Linked DNA regions of Homo sapiens: region 1 is linked to region 2. The links are chromatin loops, found by intact Hi-C in ENCODE. Cell type or tissue: right lobe of liver. All regions are shown on one strand. Each heading gives the region's core, and the rest is flanking DNA. Links, peaks and the distances in the headings are about the cores only.

What was found. Peaks named below come from ENCODE experiments on the same cell type or tissue, not always from the same donor. Only the 100,000 strongest peaks of a DNase experiment are listed, where the experiment ranks them.
Region 1: it touches region 2 in a loop (6-fold over the local background); 85 of 110 quality-filtered maps call a loop at or near these places.

What each region holds. Positions count from the first base shown.
Region 1 is chr7:21,502,663-21,511,007 of GRCh38, reverse strand. The region is part of intron 5 of SP4 (Sp4 transcription factor); the gene reads right to left. Among named protein-coding and RNA genes, the nearest start is that of MIR1183, 36 kb to the right of the region's middle. In right lobe of liver, for the core only: a CTCF peak has its summit at 3,192 (motif pointing right); DNase peaks (open chromatin) are centred at 2,267 and 3,177.
Region 2 is chr7:21,249,998-21,258,342 of GRCh38, reverse strand. No RefSeq gene overlaps it. Among named protein-coding and RNA genes, the nearest start is that of SP4, 170 kb to the left of the region's middle. In right lobe of liver, for the core only: CTCF peaks have their summits at 1,869 (motif pointing left) and 4,092 (motif pointing right); DNase peaks (open chromatin) are centred at 4,102 and 6,722; H3K27me3 peaks cover 2,494 bases.

The DNA.
Region 1 (8,345 bases), core at 114-8,113, 250 kb before region 2:
AGTAAATGGCGTTATACACATTTTGCTTAAGTGAAATTATAATTTTTAATAATCTCCCTTCTGGTCACATTATATGACTTTTTGTACAGTTTCACTAGTTGCAAAATGCTTTGTTTTATTTAAAAACGTTATCAAATACACAATGCAAAGAGAAAGACCATGTGATTGAGACGAAAAGACCTGAAGTTTAAGTCCTGCTTCTGCTATGAACTGGAAATAAAAGCTGGAGCAAGTAAATAGCCACTGGAACTCTCAGTTTTCCCATCTACAAAGCAAGAGGGTTTTTAGCAGACAATTTAAAATATCTCTATCAGATGTAACAAATATATATAATGTTCAAGGCTCATGTCCACTCTTCTTCAAAACTGCTAACCTGGGTTTTAGTTTTAATCTTGGAGGCATGAAATATCTTGGAACTATTTCAAATAAACTAAGTTAATAATTTAATAGCATACTGAGTTCTTTACAAGGCAAAAATGGGAGGCAGGCACATGCTACATTCAGAATTTAATAAAGTTTTTAGGTTTCATAAGATAACAGTTTCTGTTGTCCAAAGCAATTCTTAAATATGTTTTCTTCAAAATATAAGATAGTTTTACTGGACCGACTTCTTTGTTTTGGAATAAAAGCTAGTTTAATGTTAACTAAAAACAAAAAGGCCTTTTTGTTTTTGTGTATAATAAATGAGGCATATCAAAATTTGGTTAACTGGTTTATCCTGATGTGCACAATGAATAACTGTTAGCCGTAGATCTTCCCTCTAAAATTGTTACTTAAGGGACTGAAATGTTGTTTTCCCAGTCTGATAAAACTTGGGTAATAAGTGATAGGGTTTGGCTCTGTGTCCTCATCCAAATCTCATCTTGAATTGTGCTCCCATAATTCCCACATGTTGTGGGAGGGACCCAGTGGGAGATAACTGAATAATGGGGGTGGGTTCCCCATACTGTTCTTGAGAATAAGCCTCACAAGATACGATAGTTTTATCAGGGATTTCTGCTTTTGTGTCTTCCTTATTCTCTCTTTGCCTGCCACCATCCACACGAGATGTGATTTGCTCCTCTTTGCCCTCCACCATGATTGTGAGGCCTCCCCAGCCATGTGGAACTGTAAGTCCAATTAAACCTCTTTCTTTTGTAAATTGCCCAGTCTAGGTATGTCTTTATCAGCAGCATGAAAACAGACTAATATAATGAGAAAATTCAATTTGGATAATTTCTTTTCTTGGCCCTGCTTTTGACTTACCAATAAAAAAAATCTATAGGCTCAAGTTGGTCCACGTCAGATATTCTCTCTTTTTCTTTACATTCTCTTTTTCTTTACGTGTGTGCTTTTACTTTTGAGTAAACTTTGAAAAAACCATTAGTCTTCCTTATTATTGTTACAAACAAATATTAAAACTTACAGGAGCACTGCACTCAATACAATATTGTATTAAACATCCATCTGAAGTAACACAAAGAAGATGCACCTCCATGTCATACCACACACCAAGATACATGCTACAAAGATTTAAAACCAAGTATTAAAAAAAAAGGAAAATATTTCTATAACCTAGAGTTTGAAGGTACTTTAAAAAGTACAACAGGTTATTTAGAAACTATAAAAGAGAGAATAGACAAATCTGACTACACAAAAATAAAATACTTTGTATGACTTAAGATTCCATAAAGTTAAAGGAGAGAAAAAAAAGGTCAACAGAAGCATAAAAACAGTGTGATAAAATTTAACACATTTTGATAAGAGCTCTTGGCAAACCAGGAATAAAAATTTATTTCTTTTACCTGCTATACCCCTACATATAATTAATGGAGAAACTTCTGAACTATTACTTTATACATCAGGAACAAGATAAGAATGCTATTATATATATCATTACTATTTTCAACATAATATGAAACATTCTGACGAAGCCAACATATAAGACAGTAAAATGAACTGAGGTACAATCACTGGAAGAAAAAAATTGAAATAGATTATTATTTACAGTTATTACTATTTACATAAATAATCTGAGAAAATAAACAATTAGAATAAATTTGTCGTGGCCAGATTCACAATCAATCGATAATAAGCAACACCATCCATTAATTATATAAATCAACATGTAATGCAAATGTTGAGGCTACAGTGAGCCACTGCACTCTAGCCTGGATGACAGAGCACGGCCTTGTCTCAAAAAAAAAAAAAAAAAAAAAAAGTGTGTAGACAAGGCCCTGACCCCAGGTCAAACACAAACTCTATGCCAAGCCACAGTTGGCAAGCCTGGTCTTGGTATCTTATTCCAGGGTCTAGCTAGGTTCTGACAGGAGGAACCTGGGATTTCTCTGTACAAAGGTGGAGGCAGTGGCCTACTTAAAAAAACAAACAAACTGTATTTAGGCTGGGCGCGGTGGCTCACACCTGTAATCCCAGCACTTTAGGAGGCTGAGGTGGGTGGACCCTGAGGTCAGGAGTTTGAGACCAGCCTGGCCAACATGGTGAAACCCTGTCTCTACTAAAAATACAAAAAAAGTAGCTGGGCGTGGTGATGCACGCCTGTAATCCCAGCTACTTGGGAGGCTGAGGCAGGAGAATCGCTTGAACCAGGCGGGGTGGAGGTTGCAGTGAGATTTGGATGCTAGGAAATAAATTACCTGCTGTAACTGCCCCGGGTGTGCCTGCCTACCAGACACTCCATCTTGCAAGACCACCATTAAAAGTCTCGCTTCCATTGTTTGTGTCTCCAAGTCCATTCTTTGGGTTTGGACAGGTGAATCTGTGTTTCTCACAAACCTGGGGGCCTGTCTGGGATCTCTGTGCCTGCATGGAGTGGGACTCCAGCCGAGAGGGCAGAGGTGTCCCACCCGATTTGGGTGGCCCACTCTGTCCGGGCATCCTGGCTCCCCACAGAAGCCACAGACAAACCTGAGACTGTTATTCAGGAGGCAGCAGAGGCGACACAGGGAGAAAAGCAGGCACTGCAGCAACCAGGCAACCTCGTGCAGAAGCCAAGGGAGGAAAATTGGACTGTAAGTACTGTCTTGGTGGTTGGGCATTTTCAGAGGTTGAGTGTGTGTGACTGAGATGTACCCTAGATATGAAGCAAGTGCAGAGTCCCAATCCATGGTTCCGTTCTCCCGTGAGGAGAATGGACAAAGAATGGCCAGAGAATGGATGAAGTGATTCCATGGGTGTGCAAGAAACCTCCAGTAGGGGGTGCTGAGAACACAGGGAAAAGCTCAGACACAGACTGACCAAAAATGGGAAACAGAAATTCTAGGCCTAGGGGACAAGGGAAAGAGGGAGCCAAAGAGACTCCCTCTGACATTTACCAGCATAGTCCTATGGCCTAAGTTTGGCTCAGATAAAAATTAGGTGTGCCAAGCTTTAATTCTCTATGTGAATAATAAAACCCCAACCTCACAAGAGACAGGTTATGCTCTCTGCTGGATCAAGGAATTAGCCCCATATTCCCACTTAAAGAAGAAGAAAAAGAGCCTAGTAAAAATCCCTCACCCAGGGAAAAGCCCTGGGACCCTATCATCCATGCCCCTCCATACATCTCACAAAATAGGGGACAGGAAAATCAAGGGGCAGCAGGAGGGTTAGAGGAGGAAAGACCTGGACACCATGGCGGAGCCAAACCAACTGCTCCTCTAAATCCTTATCCAAATTTAAGAAAAGAACACTGTAAGAGGGATATTGAGAACTTCCCTATTCCTTCCACACAGCAGGCACCTAGCATGTTCCCTCTTAGGGGAGTTCCCATGGGACAGGGAGAGACTGGCTTTGTAAATGCTCCTCTTGCAAGTATTGAAATTAGGAATTTCAGGAAAAAAATGAAACCACTCCTAGAAGATCCACTCGGTTTAGCAGACCATCTGGACCAATTCCTAGGATACAGCTCTTACACCTGGGCTGAAATGATGTCCATCAAGAATATCCTATTCATAGGAAGAGAAAGGGGAATGATCAGGAGAGTGGACATGACCATCTGGGAGAGGCAACACCCTCCCAGGCAAGAAGTCTCACCAGCCAAACAAAAATTTCCAAATGTTAATCCTGAATGGGATAATAATGATCCCAGGGACTGCGCCCAAATGTAGGATCTCCAGGAACTAATAATTAAAGGGATCAAGGAGTCCACTCGTAGGACATAGGACACATTCACGATTCAACAAGAAAAAGAGGAAACTCCTTCTGCATTCCTATATAGGCTCAGAGATCAGATGAGAAAATGCTCCGGATTAGATCTAGAGGACCCAGTAGGGCAATGCCTTTTGAAGGTTAACTTTGTAATTAAGAGCTGGCCTGACATTACCAAAAAATTACAAAAGATTGATGGATGGAAAGAGAAACCAACTGAGGATTTACTGAGGCAAACTCAGAGGGTCTTTGTAAGGAGAAAGGAAGAGAAGCAGAAACAAAAAGCAAAAATCATGGTTTCCACTGTGGAAGAGGTAGTCAGAAAAGACTTACATCAAGATCCCCCACTTAGGAGACAAGGGAATTATAGATTTCAACACAAAGAAAGAAGGGAAATGCAGGGAAAAGGTCCTAAGACTATGAGTGGATGTTACAAGTGTGGAAAGACAGGGCATTTGAAGAGAGGATGTCCTAAATGGAAAAAAGAAAAGGTGATACCCCTCATGACTATTGATGAAGACTAGTCGGGGGCAGGAGCACCTTCTGAGTAGATCCCACCAGGAACCCTTAATAAATTTGAAGGTGGGACCTGAGGGAGAAGTGACATTTTTGGTTGATACTGGGGCAGCTCACTCCTCCCTAATTCACCAACCAAGGGCTACAGAACTCTCTAAGGAAAAATTGAAAGTATCAGGGGTAAAAGGGGAGGGATTTCAGGTTCCAATATTTAAGAAAATTTTAATTACATCAGGAGCAAAACAAATTGAGGCGTCACTTGTTCCTGAAGTAGGAACTAACCTCCTGTGTCGAGACCTGATTGTGAGATTGGGTTTAGGATTAGGAATAGAGGAAGGACAAATAAAAGTAATGATGGGCCTCCTGACAGAGGAGGAGGAAAGAAAAATTAAATCCCCTTGTGAGGGTTAGGGAAGGCAACAGAGGGTTAAAAATCACACCCTTACAGATTAACCTAAAACAACCAGAAGTAGTTTGCAGAGAACAATATCCCATTTCCACTGAAGGGAGAAAAGGTCTCCAACTGGTAATAGAGGGATTGATTAACGATGGACAATTAAAACCCTGCATGTTACAATACTCCAATTCTCCCAAAGAGCCTGATGGGTTGTATAGATTGCTACAAGATCTAAGGGCTATAAATCAAACTGTCCAGACCTACCACCCTGTGGTGACTAAACACTACACCCTCTTTAGTAAGATACCCTATGAACGTAAGTGGTTCAATGTGGTGGATCCAAATGATGCATTCTGGGCATGTCCCCTAGACTTTAGGATTAGGGAACCTCTTTGCCTTTGAATGGGAAGATGCTATAACTAGGAGAAAACAACAGTACCCCTGGACTGTGCTGCCACAAGGTTTCACAGAAGCCCCAAACGTATTTGGTCAAATCTTAGAAAAAGTCCTGGAGGAATTTCAACCTTCCAGGGGAACCCAGTTGTTACAATACATAGATAATCTTTTAATTTCTGGGGAGAGGAGGACCGAGGTATCAGAAACCACCACAAGCTTAATTTCCTAGGAGAAAGGGGATTGCGAGTATCTAAGAACAAACTGCAGTTTGCAGAAAAAGAAGTTAAATATTTAGGACACCTGATTAGTGAAGGGATGTGAAGAATAAACCCAGAGAGAATACTGGGAATAGTGGGTCTGCCTTTGCCTAAGACAAAAAGAGAACTCCAAAAATTTTTAGATTTAACTGGCTACTATAGGTTATGGATTGACTCATATGATCAAAAGACAAAGACTCTATATATCAAGTTACTAAAAGAAGAACCCAATCCCTTGCAATTGTCCTCAAAGGAAATTCAGGTGGTAAAAGAGCTAAAGCGGGCCCTCATTACAGCCCCGGTCCTGGTCCTCTCATCTTTAGAGAAACCATTCCATCTGTTGGTAACAGTGGATCACCCTTGGGGTGCTCACTCAAACCTGGGGAGGGAAGAGGGAATCTGTTGCTTTTGCCTCCAAGCTTCTCGATCCTGTCTCTCAGGGGTGGCCCAAATACGTGCAAGCAGTGCTGCCACAGCCCTGCTGGTAGGAGAGTAGAAAGCTAACCTTTGTTGGGGCCCTAATAGTAAGCGCTCCACACCAGGTCAGGAATATATTAAACCAAAAGCCGGGAGATAGTTTGAACACGTTCTTCATAAAATATGAAGCCATATTATTAAGAAAAAAAATTATTTGCTTGTAACAACAAATATTTGCCTAAATGCAGCCAGTTTCCTATGGAAAGGAGAGGAGATCAAAGACATCAGACCAGAACTGCTTAGATATCATAGAATAACAAACCAAAGTAGGACCAAACCTTAGGGAAGCTCCACTACATGATGGGATAAGGCTCTTTGTGGATGAGTTGTGACGAACGAGAGATGGCAATGCTGTCACTGATGGAGATAAACACTCCCTATGTGAGAAAGGTAGATTACCTAATGGCTGGTCAGCCCAAATCTGTAAATTATATGGTCTTAACCCGGCCATAAAGCTCCTTAAAGCCAAAGAAGGCACTATATATACTGATTCTAAATATGCTTAATGGGTTGGAACACACTTTTGAAAAAATCTGGACAGAGCAGGGTCTAATAAATAGCAGGGGAAAATAATTGGTACCTGGGGAACTGGTCAAACAGGTTTTAGAAAGCCTCCTCCTTCCAGCAGAGGTAGCCATAGTTCATGTAAATGGTCATCAGAAAGGGAACACTATAGAAGCTACAGGAAACAGGCTTGCAGATGAAGCTGCTAAGCAAGCCTCCCTGGACGAAGAAATTAGACTATGTAGCCTGCTCCCAAACATCCCTAAGCTAGTATTAAGGCCCCAGTTTACCAGAGAGGAGGAGGAAGAATTAGACAGGACAGGGGTCACTCAGACTGAAGATGGCAAATGGGTACTTCCTGAAATAAGTAAACCCCTAATGAGAAAACTAGTATCTACATTACACAAATGGAGTCAATGGGGACCCCAGGCTTTGTGTGATACAATACTTAGGAATTATGGGTGTATAGGGATTTATACCCTTGCTAAACAAGCATGTGGAAATTGTGTTAACTTGTCAAAAGATAAACAAAAAGGTGATTAGAAAACAGGAAGACCTCCGGAGTAAGACCACTTCAAAGCATTCAAGTAGATTTCACAGAAATGCCCAAAGTAGGAAGACTAAAGTATTTACTGGTGATGGTAGATTACCTTTCAGGCTGGGTAGAAGCCTTTCCCCTTCCAACAGCCACTGCTGGGAATGTGGTCAAAATAATATTAAAACAGATTCACCTAGCTTTGGACTGATGGAAAATATTAATTCAGACAATGGAAGCCACTTTACCTCAAGGGTGTTAAGGTGAATTATGGAAGGTTTACAAATTAAATGGGATTATCTCACCCCTTGGCATCTCCCTTCCTCTGGAAAGTAGAAAGAATGACTCAAACTCTCACAAAGCATATCACCAAACTAATCTTAAAAACTAAAATGCCTTGAACCAAATGTCCCCCAATAGCATTCCTTAGATTAGAACAAGCACCAATAAAAGACTTGGGATTGCCCCTCTACGAGTCATTATATGGGCTCCTATATTTGCGCAGAGCTACAGATCTTCCGGCTATGGAAACCAAGGATCAATTTTTAAAGAAATTATATAGTGGCCATATACTCCACCCTGTCATCCCTTAGGTTAAAACGACTTCTAACTCAAACTTCACCTCTTGAGTTCATGGCTCACCACTTTCAGCCTGGTAACTTGGTGCTGATTAAGACTTGGAAAGAAGACAAGCTCCACCCAAGCTGGGAAGGTCCCTATCAAGTGCTCCTGACCACTGAGACAGCCATGCGAACAGCTGCATGAGGTGGACTCACTATACTCGAGTCAAGGGACTGGTAAAGGAGACCCTGGAAAGGAGGGGAAAAGACCAGTGGAAAGTGCATGGGTCACCTAAGGAACCCTTAAAGTTAACTCTGAGAAAAATCTAAAAAGAAAACATGGGCTGGCCCCAGTTCTGGAAGACTCTTGGTTATATGGGTTAGGGGCAGACATCACAGGGAAAGACCCTGTAGGGCGATTTATTCTCAAACTCATCAAAAACTCAACCCCCCAAGTGTCTGGTACTACTCCAAGCCCAGGCCCTAGTAAACACTTTAGTCCACCAAATAATGATCCTAAAAGGCTAAAAATAATTGAGGTAAAGGATGTAAAGCAAACCTTAAAAACTGAGGGT
Region 2 (8,345 bases), core at 322-8,321:
GATTCCACTTTTGTAAGTATGTATATGTGTATAGGAAATATCTGGAAGCATACATATCTTAATGTTAGCAGTGTTAATCTCTGTGTTTATAAGATCATTCTTTTCTTTTTTAACTTTTATTTTAGGTTTGGGGGTACATGTGAAGGTTTTTTACATAGGTAAAGTCGTGTCATGGGGGTTTGCTATACAGGTTATTTCATCACTCAGGTATTAAGTGCAGTACCCAATAGTTATCTTTTCTGCTCCTCTCCTTCCTCCCCCTTTCCATTCTCAAGTAGACCCAACAACAGAGTCTTGAGTAGACTCAACAATAGTGTCTGTTGTTTCCTTCTTTGTGTTCATGAGTTCTCATCATTGAACTCCCACTTATATGTGAGAATATCTGGTATTTGATTTTCTGTTCCTGCACTAGTTTGCCAAGGATAATAGCCTCCAGCTCCATCCATGTTCCCACAAAAGACACGATCTTGTTCTTTTTTGTGGCTGCATAGTATTTCATGATGTATATGTACCACACTTTCTTTATCCAGTCTGTCCTTGGTGGGCATCTAGATTTATTCTATGTCTTTGCTAAGATCATTATTTTCTTATAAGCGTGAATAATTTTTATAATTAGGGAAACTTGGGTTCCAAAACCAATAAAACAAAAATAAATAAACAACACAAGGAAAAAAAATCTTTAGCTTCTTTGTTTCTTAATTCCAAGGCAAGTGAGAGAAGAGGAAAATGACAAGGTATAAGTCTCATTTCTGTTACCTTGACCAAGTTATTTAACATGGGTCTTATACCTCACAAGATTATTATAAGAAATCTAGCAAGTGAGTATCTGAAAGCACCTCAGCTCTCATAAATATTTCTGTTCACTCATGGCCTCTTTTGCAGACTTTAGGAGAAGGATTTTGTTTTCAGGGCTCAGAAATTTGACAACCAGAATTTTGCCAATAATAATAGTAATAACAACAATGACAAAACATTGTCCAAACCTCAATGACTCTTATTTATATTTATTTATTTATTTTTTAGATGGAGTCTTGCTCTGTCACCCAGGCAGGAGTGCAGTGGCATGATCTTGGCTCACTGCAAGCTCCACTTCCCGGGTTCATGCCATTTTCCTCCCTCAGCTTCCCGAGTAGCTGGGACTACAGGTGCCCGCCACCACGCCCGGCTATTTTTTTTTTTTTTTTTGTATCTTTAGTAGAGATGGACTCTTCTTTATTTTAAATAAAATAATACATGCAAGGATTTCAGTGTTCTTTTAATCCTCTTCTAAGTGGATGTTATTATCTCTGACTATTAAGGTGACTGGAGGCAACTTAGTGCCCAACACCCCTAGAGTTTACACAAGGAAACAAACCATGTATTCTCCAATCACCATTCATATGTTCCAGAATCTCTTCTGTGTCATTTGTATAATAATATTATTAAGCTCCATTAAAACCCACAGTAGACTCATTTTGGAATTAGTAGGAATATACAGACAGGTGAGCAAGAAAACAAAATCTCTCTTCTCTCTTTCTCTCTTAGCAGGAGCTTGTCCCAAAGTCTCCACTGATTAGAAAAAAAATTAATGCACCAAAACATCTCAAATCAAAATAAATCTTACTTTATAACCAAACATAAATATCACAATGAAAAGGTTGAGTGTGAGGGAGTACAGAAGGGCAATTGTTAGAATTGTTAGTCCTTTGGTGATTTTTTATCAAAATGGTTTGAAGCCTCAGGCTTCTCAATCTCAAGTCATAACTTCACTTTGTTCACCTCCTAGATGCAAGAAGTTATGTGATTTAAATAGATATTTTATTTAAAACTTAGCCATCATAATAAATTTATCTATTTCCAACACGTTAGACTAAAAGCTGACTGCCCTCTGGTGGGCTGTTTCTAAAATATTTAGCACCTCTTTAACTGGATTGTATCGTAAAATATTACACAGTGCCATGAGATTATTTTATAATTCAATTCATTTAAATAACAAAATTATCTAGGGAAGGGGAAAACTTTAAAAGGTTAAATATACTTTACGTTATATATACTTTATTAATGTATAAGCAAATTATACTTTGAGTTTAATTTCTAACTAAAAATTAGTTTTCCCTTTAAACAGAATTTATTTTAATTTCCAATTTCAATTAAAATGGTGGAAAAGAAAATGTTTGAGACTTCATTGCATTTTTGAAATAAAACAAAATGAAAAATTTTGAAATGAGAATATTTTGATAATTTTGTTATTTTTCAGTTGTTTATAGCAATGGGAAAAGTGTTTATCATACTTAAGTTTTGTTCCCTGTCATTGTTTAAATGTAATCTTACTGTTTGAAAAAAGCAATAGAAGTGAGATCATTATATTCCTGATCAGAAAGAAAAACAAAATGATTATACTGTTTAAGGAAAGAAAAAGCTTGAAAAATATCAGATCAAAGTGTAAGGGCTAAGCCGAGAATAAGTAGGAAAGCATATTTAGGGAGTATTGGTAAAATACTTCGGAATCCTAAAAATCCCCAGTGCAGTATCATTCCTGTCATACAACAGGATCTCATTCTCTTCTGTTTGCAATTCCTCTCTAACGCAGAGGTTTCAGTGAGCTGAAATCTCAAGCACACCAACGAACTGAAGTTCTTAGTTTTCATGTTGCTATTTGGACTGTGTATATTAACAAACTCGAGCCATCACTGGCTCCATTTTGTCAGACTGTTACCACTAATCGAGAATTCCAGCTCACATTTTAAATGATTTCCTTAGCACATATCTCATTCTTATGCCAACAAACCTTGTGAATAGTATGTGAATTCACACTTAAAAAAGTGATTTCATATAAATAAAGATTGGGTATGAAGAAGTCAAGAATTGGCAAACTACTTAAAAAAAAATCTCAGAGCCTCTGTAAGGAAAATGAAAATGAGTACCAAACAATTTATCTGGTTAATTTCATCAGTACCAGCAACAAATCTGAAAACTCCATTTAACATCCTCTTTCCTTTTCTTCTAGGTAACAGTTTCTTGGAAATGGCATAAAGATTTTTTTTGTCTTAATTCCATTTAACACTTGCAAATAAACCTTGAAAGAAAACTCTTCCTTCATAACAATAAAATTGAAGATTGCAATCAAGTCATTACAATAGGTTAATTCTGTGGCTGCAAATACTCAAATTTAAGTGAAGAAGCAGGTAGAGGAGTATTTAAATCCGTGCAGATCCCAAAATGCAACCTCTCAGGCAGAAACATTTTCAACTTGCAACAGCAACCAGAGTTTATTTCTCCAAAATAGTCAAGAAAGTCACACTTTAAAAAATGTTAACTGCAAGTATTTGTGCAAGCTAACATTTTTTCATGTTGCTTTTAAACTAATTAACATATGAAATGGCCTTAAAATGTAAAGATATCACTTCTGTGAGATTTGATTTTTTCCATTTCAAAAGAAAGCAAATAGAAACATGGAAGTGAAGAAGTGAGTGCTTAGTGAATTACTGCTTTAAAATTGTGATACAATTTACTGTTTTATGAAGGCTCACTGGAACTTAGTTTGAAAGCAGTAACAGCAAACCAGGCTATCAATTTTTCCTCACCCTGCAGAGACAACGCTGAAGCTAAAGGCTTTTCTCAGCGGTTTTGCTTTCTGTTGATTTCCCTCCTTAAACCTGAAGGAATTAGAAATCTCTGTTCAGCGGAATTCTTACAGTTTTTCATTTTTAACATTAGTTAAGTGTATAGAGCCTGAGCATGTAGCATCATTGTTCATGCTAAATGTTCTATTCGGTTGCAGAAAAATTTGAAACGAAATATTTGCTTGTGTAGGTTGAATCTATACTGCACAGAGTAAAAAAGGAGTCGTCTTACGTAGCATTTCCAGGTATGTAGAAACTGAATAACTAGCGTGTTTATGTGTGTATCTATCTAAATACATAATTCCAACAATTGTGTCTGAATTTGCAATCATCTGTACTCTCTCAATATTCATTAAATCAATATTTTTATAATTTAAAATGTGATTTTTACATCACAAATGTGTATCGGCTAACGGGCAGCTCTGCGACTTCTAGTAGGAAAGCTTCTCTCTGTATCCTCCGCTGCGCATTACTTTTTCCATCAACAGAGGGCACTCTGTCGTTTGCCAAGGAACTCTGCTACGTTAGGGGGCTGAGGGCTGGGAATGCAGCATCTGACAGAGGAGGTTTGCAGGCTTTGCTCCAATAACGGGCAGAAGCTCTGCCAACTGGTCAGTGTATAATTTATTGGAAATGCTACTGATCACTGAGACAACATACCTGAATGAAAGAGAACCCCATGATTTACAAAAGTCGGATGCAAGTGACTTTTAAGTCAGTGGTGTGTTATAATTTGAGTATCACCCAAACGGTTAGTGTTGGAAATCACCATATGCATACAATCCGAATGCATGCTCAAATACAAGCTCACCTTGTAGAGAGAGTGACAGCTTTGTTTATGTTGCCTGCCCTAGCCCTGAGTGCAGGAGTGTCTTTACCATGCTTCCTTCAGTACAACTTAAAAATATTATAGCTGTTTTATATTTGATCCAAGAAAAATGAAATAATTCCTCATATAGTAATCTATCTGGGTTGTAATTGACACGTTAGAAAGGTTCTAGGAAGCTTTTCCTCCACCACAGGTTATAGAGAAGATTTCAGGTACCAGTGCTATTAATTTTTCACCAGTCAAAGGCACTAAATTTAAACTGAAAACTTGAAAGAATGAAAAAAGATGCACTTCAAGAGAATTAGATTTTCTTGGGGTATTTGTCCAAGATCTACATTTACCGATATGTAATTTATTAGATGCTTCAACACAACGAAGTAATCATAACCAGGTAGTACGAGGACTGCATTTACGCTCTGTGGAAGGAAAGTTTTCCGAATGTCTTAAAGCCGTTGTAAAAGCAACAGTGAGAAATCCTAATAGACACCAGAATCAACATATTTGACAGAAGTGTGTGCATTATCATGGCCCATTATTTTAAATGAGAGTGTTCTATCTCAAGAACTGGAATGATACCACAAATAATAGAATAAATGGGAATGTACAAGTGAAACAGCATGACAGCAACTGCTCAGACTCAGAAGAAAAGAGCATTCTCAGACACAGAGGTGTTCTAAAAATCCTCTTATGAGAAAATGTGCTCCATTATCACAGAAGGAAAGAACTGCAAGTTTTTCTTATGTTGAATGTATGTTTGTGTAATGTTAAGGATGACGAAGCAAATATTTAACAGCTAGGATACTGCATTACGGCTAACAGTCATTCCTTTATCATTTACCCGACTAGAAGATAAGTGCCGTTTTCCTTCTTTTGCAAATATATTTGCCAGCAGCTGTTTCAACATTTATAAAGACCATTTCCACTGATTGCCAAATAACCATAAATTCATTTACGCATATTTTTGAGTTGAAGGCATAAAAATAATTACATGTCTGATTAAATCCACTTCTGCCTTCATGTCTTACTAAATCTACAATAGATATGAATTGTTACACCGTATTACATCTAAGTGCATAAATAATACAATGCAGATGTAGAGTCCAGCTTTCCTACAGCAGAATGTGCAGCAATAATTTACACAAATACAGTTGGGATGTATTATTTAAAATAATTGATTTTAGAAATTGTTATGGAATCTCCGACACATAAAAGTAGGACTTCAACTTGAAAGCTGAAGAAAATGTTCTTGTTCATTATGGCTTCACTGTCCTGAAATACATACTAAATAATTATTTTAATAAGCTTGTCAGTAGACAAGAATAACTGAACTGAAAATTCCATGTCTTAAAACGCAAACTATGGAAAAATCATATATATACTTCCAAGTTGGGTGAATTCCTGAGGTATATTAGTTGCTCCTTCCACAACTTCTCTGCCTGCCAACCTCCCTTCATCACTCCATCCACCCCCACCCACCTCCTCTGCCACTTCTAACCAAGGTAATTTAAATGATTATAGTATTTGGAGAAAGGCTTTAAGGGACTGTTGAAAGTTAAGAATCACAACGTGTAGAAACAACAGTTTGATTCCACTCTTAACTCCCTGAAATAGAGATGGAATTTTGCTTTCTTTTGATCGAAACTCAGCTTATAATAACTTTAATCACATAATATTTAACCATATTTGTTATACCACAACACTTGGTAACACTTCATTTTGAGTGTTCCAGCATTATTAATTCATGTGGTATTCATTGTAATAACACAGATCATAATGAACTCATTTGGTATTCATGGGGATGTCATAAGTACTTCCATAGGAATTCTATTGCATTTTAGCATTAATTAAACATACTCCCTAACTTTCTTAGAAAAACAGAAATATACTGTATTTCCTAAGTACTATGTCTTTCAGTGGCACATAAACTGGGCTGATTATTAAATTCTACATTAAATTATCTGTATACATCTTTATGAACATATTATCTTATATGTGAAATAGCTAACAAAGATCAGTGTCTAGATTTTTGTGGATTATGATATATATTCTTAATAATCAGCATTTCATGAATGCAGAGAGAAGTGATATTTACAATGATGTTTCTCATACAATGAAGAAAAGACCCTATGTTGATTTCCAGATTAACATTTCTTTAATTTCTTAAAGAAAGATGTATATCTTTAAGAACAAGTAAGCAACCAACACTCAGAAAATGCAAGCTATCTAACCAGAGAGAGCTTTGCATGATGGCATTTTCCCTGATCGCTGCTGCCCATGCCTCTGTGGACTTTGTTCCTCTATGTTTGTCATCGTGGAGTGCAACTTGTGTGATGTCATTGACACAGCCAGGAAAAAATACCAGTCCCTATTAGCATCCAGAGCTGGCAAAACAAAGTGACTTCTCAAAGAATAGTACAAAACCATTTTAAAGCAGATCTCCTGAAATTTACTAAGCTTCAATCACATCAAGGTTTCTGAAGTTATGACACAGGCTTTAAATGTGTTCATAAAAGTAGCTGATTCTATTCTCTTTTCTGCCAGCAGAGATCACATTTCTCAGCCCTATCTTACTCTCTCCTTATGTTAAAGAAAAATAAGACCAGATTTTTGCGTATAGAAGATCCTGTGAGGAGTTTCAGCTTCCAGCACCAGGAGGCCCCTATGTTAATGTGAGGGGTTGTTTTTGTTGTTGTATATGTGTTTGATTTTTATTTATCTTTTTGTTTTGGCTTGTCACTTGTCTGGGAACTAAAATCAGGCAGCAGCATTAGGAAGTAAACCCTTGTAGGGAACTATATTTTCCCCCTACTACTTGACTCTGCAGTTTTCATGGGGGTGCCGGGAGGCAGGGCAGGGGTGGGGGCGCATGTGGGGTGGGCTGGGGAACTGTTTATCTCTTAAAGCACCTAAATGTGTCTTAAAGTAGAAATGTCTAAATACTAGTTAAACCTCGCATTATCTCTTCACTATTTCTCATTTGTGATGTGAACAGAAAACCACAGTTTAAAGAATAACGTCTTTACCAGGGAAACGTTCAACGATGTGGTACAATTGCAAGAGTCCTAACACTTTGAGAGTTATAATTTAAAAAATATTTTAACTAACACTAGCATTGCATGATCCCAAAGCAGAAAATGAGAAGGACAAGTGTGCAGTTAATGTTTATTTTTCCAGTACATTGAAAGATAATTCAGATGTTTTCTATGAAACCCCAGGCAGTGAGAATATTCAGTTCACAATTCTAATGTTGCAGAGGAGACAGATGCATTTTTTTCTCCTATGGTTTGTAACTCCAGCTACATTTAATAGGAACTGTGCATCAAGGTGTGGGAGAAAAAGCAGACTCCTGTTCTGTAGCTTTGAGAATTACCGACTATTCAGAATCTCCCTGACACCTGGATACAGTGGGGCAGGTTAAAAATGTTGCTTCCTGTGAATTCGAGGCTTTTGCTTTTTTCAACATTCGAGGCAGGCTTCTCATATACAAAAAGTACTTCAAAGGTATGCAATGTATTTTTTTGCTTGTTTGTTTGTTTAGGTTTGCAGTTCTCTCTTGCACTGAAATAGATTTAGTAAGCCAGTGTTGATTACCTTGATGTGGCCTGTTTAATAGCGGCAGATTCTGTTTTGCCACTGGTGGCAAACAATTTAATTAGGAACACAAAATAGCTGCCTGTTTTATTTCCCCCCTGCAAGTGTCTGCTCCTTGTCTAAGAATAAGAAACTACCACTGTAAAAATCTCTTCCTTTGAGCTGTCTCTAATGAAACTTCGCGATTCCACTTGTTTCTCTAGCTTTCTCTGCAACAATTTATTCTTTCTTTCTAAACAGTCCTTTAGGTATGCGAGGCCATTTGTAAATTACATAGTGTTCATAATATCATGAAATATCATGACTGCAGTTTATGGGCAGAT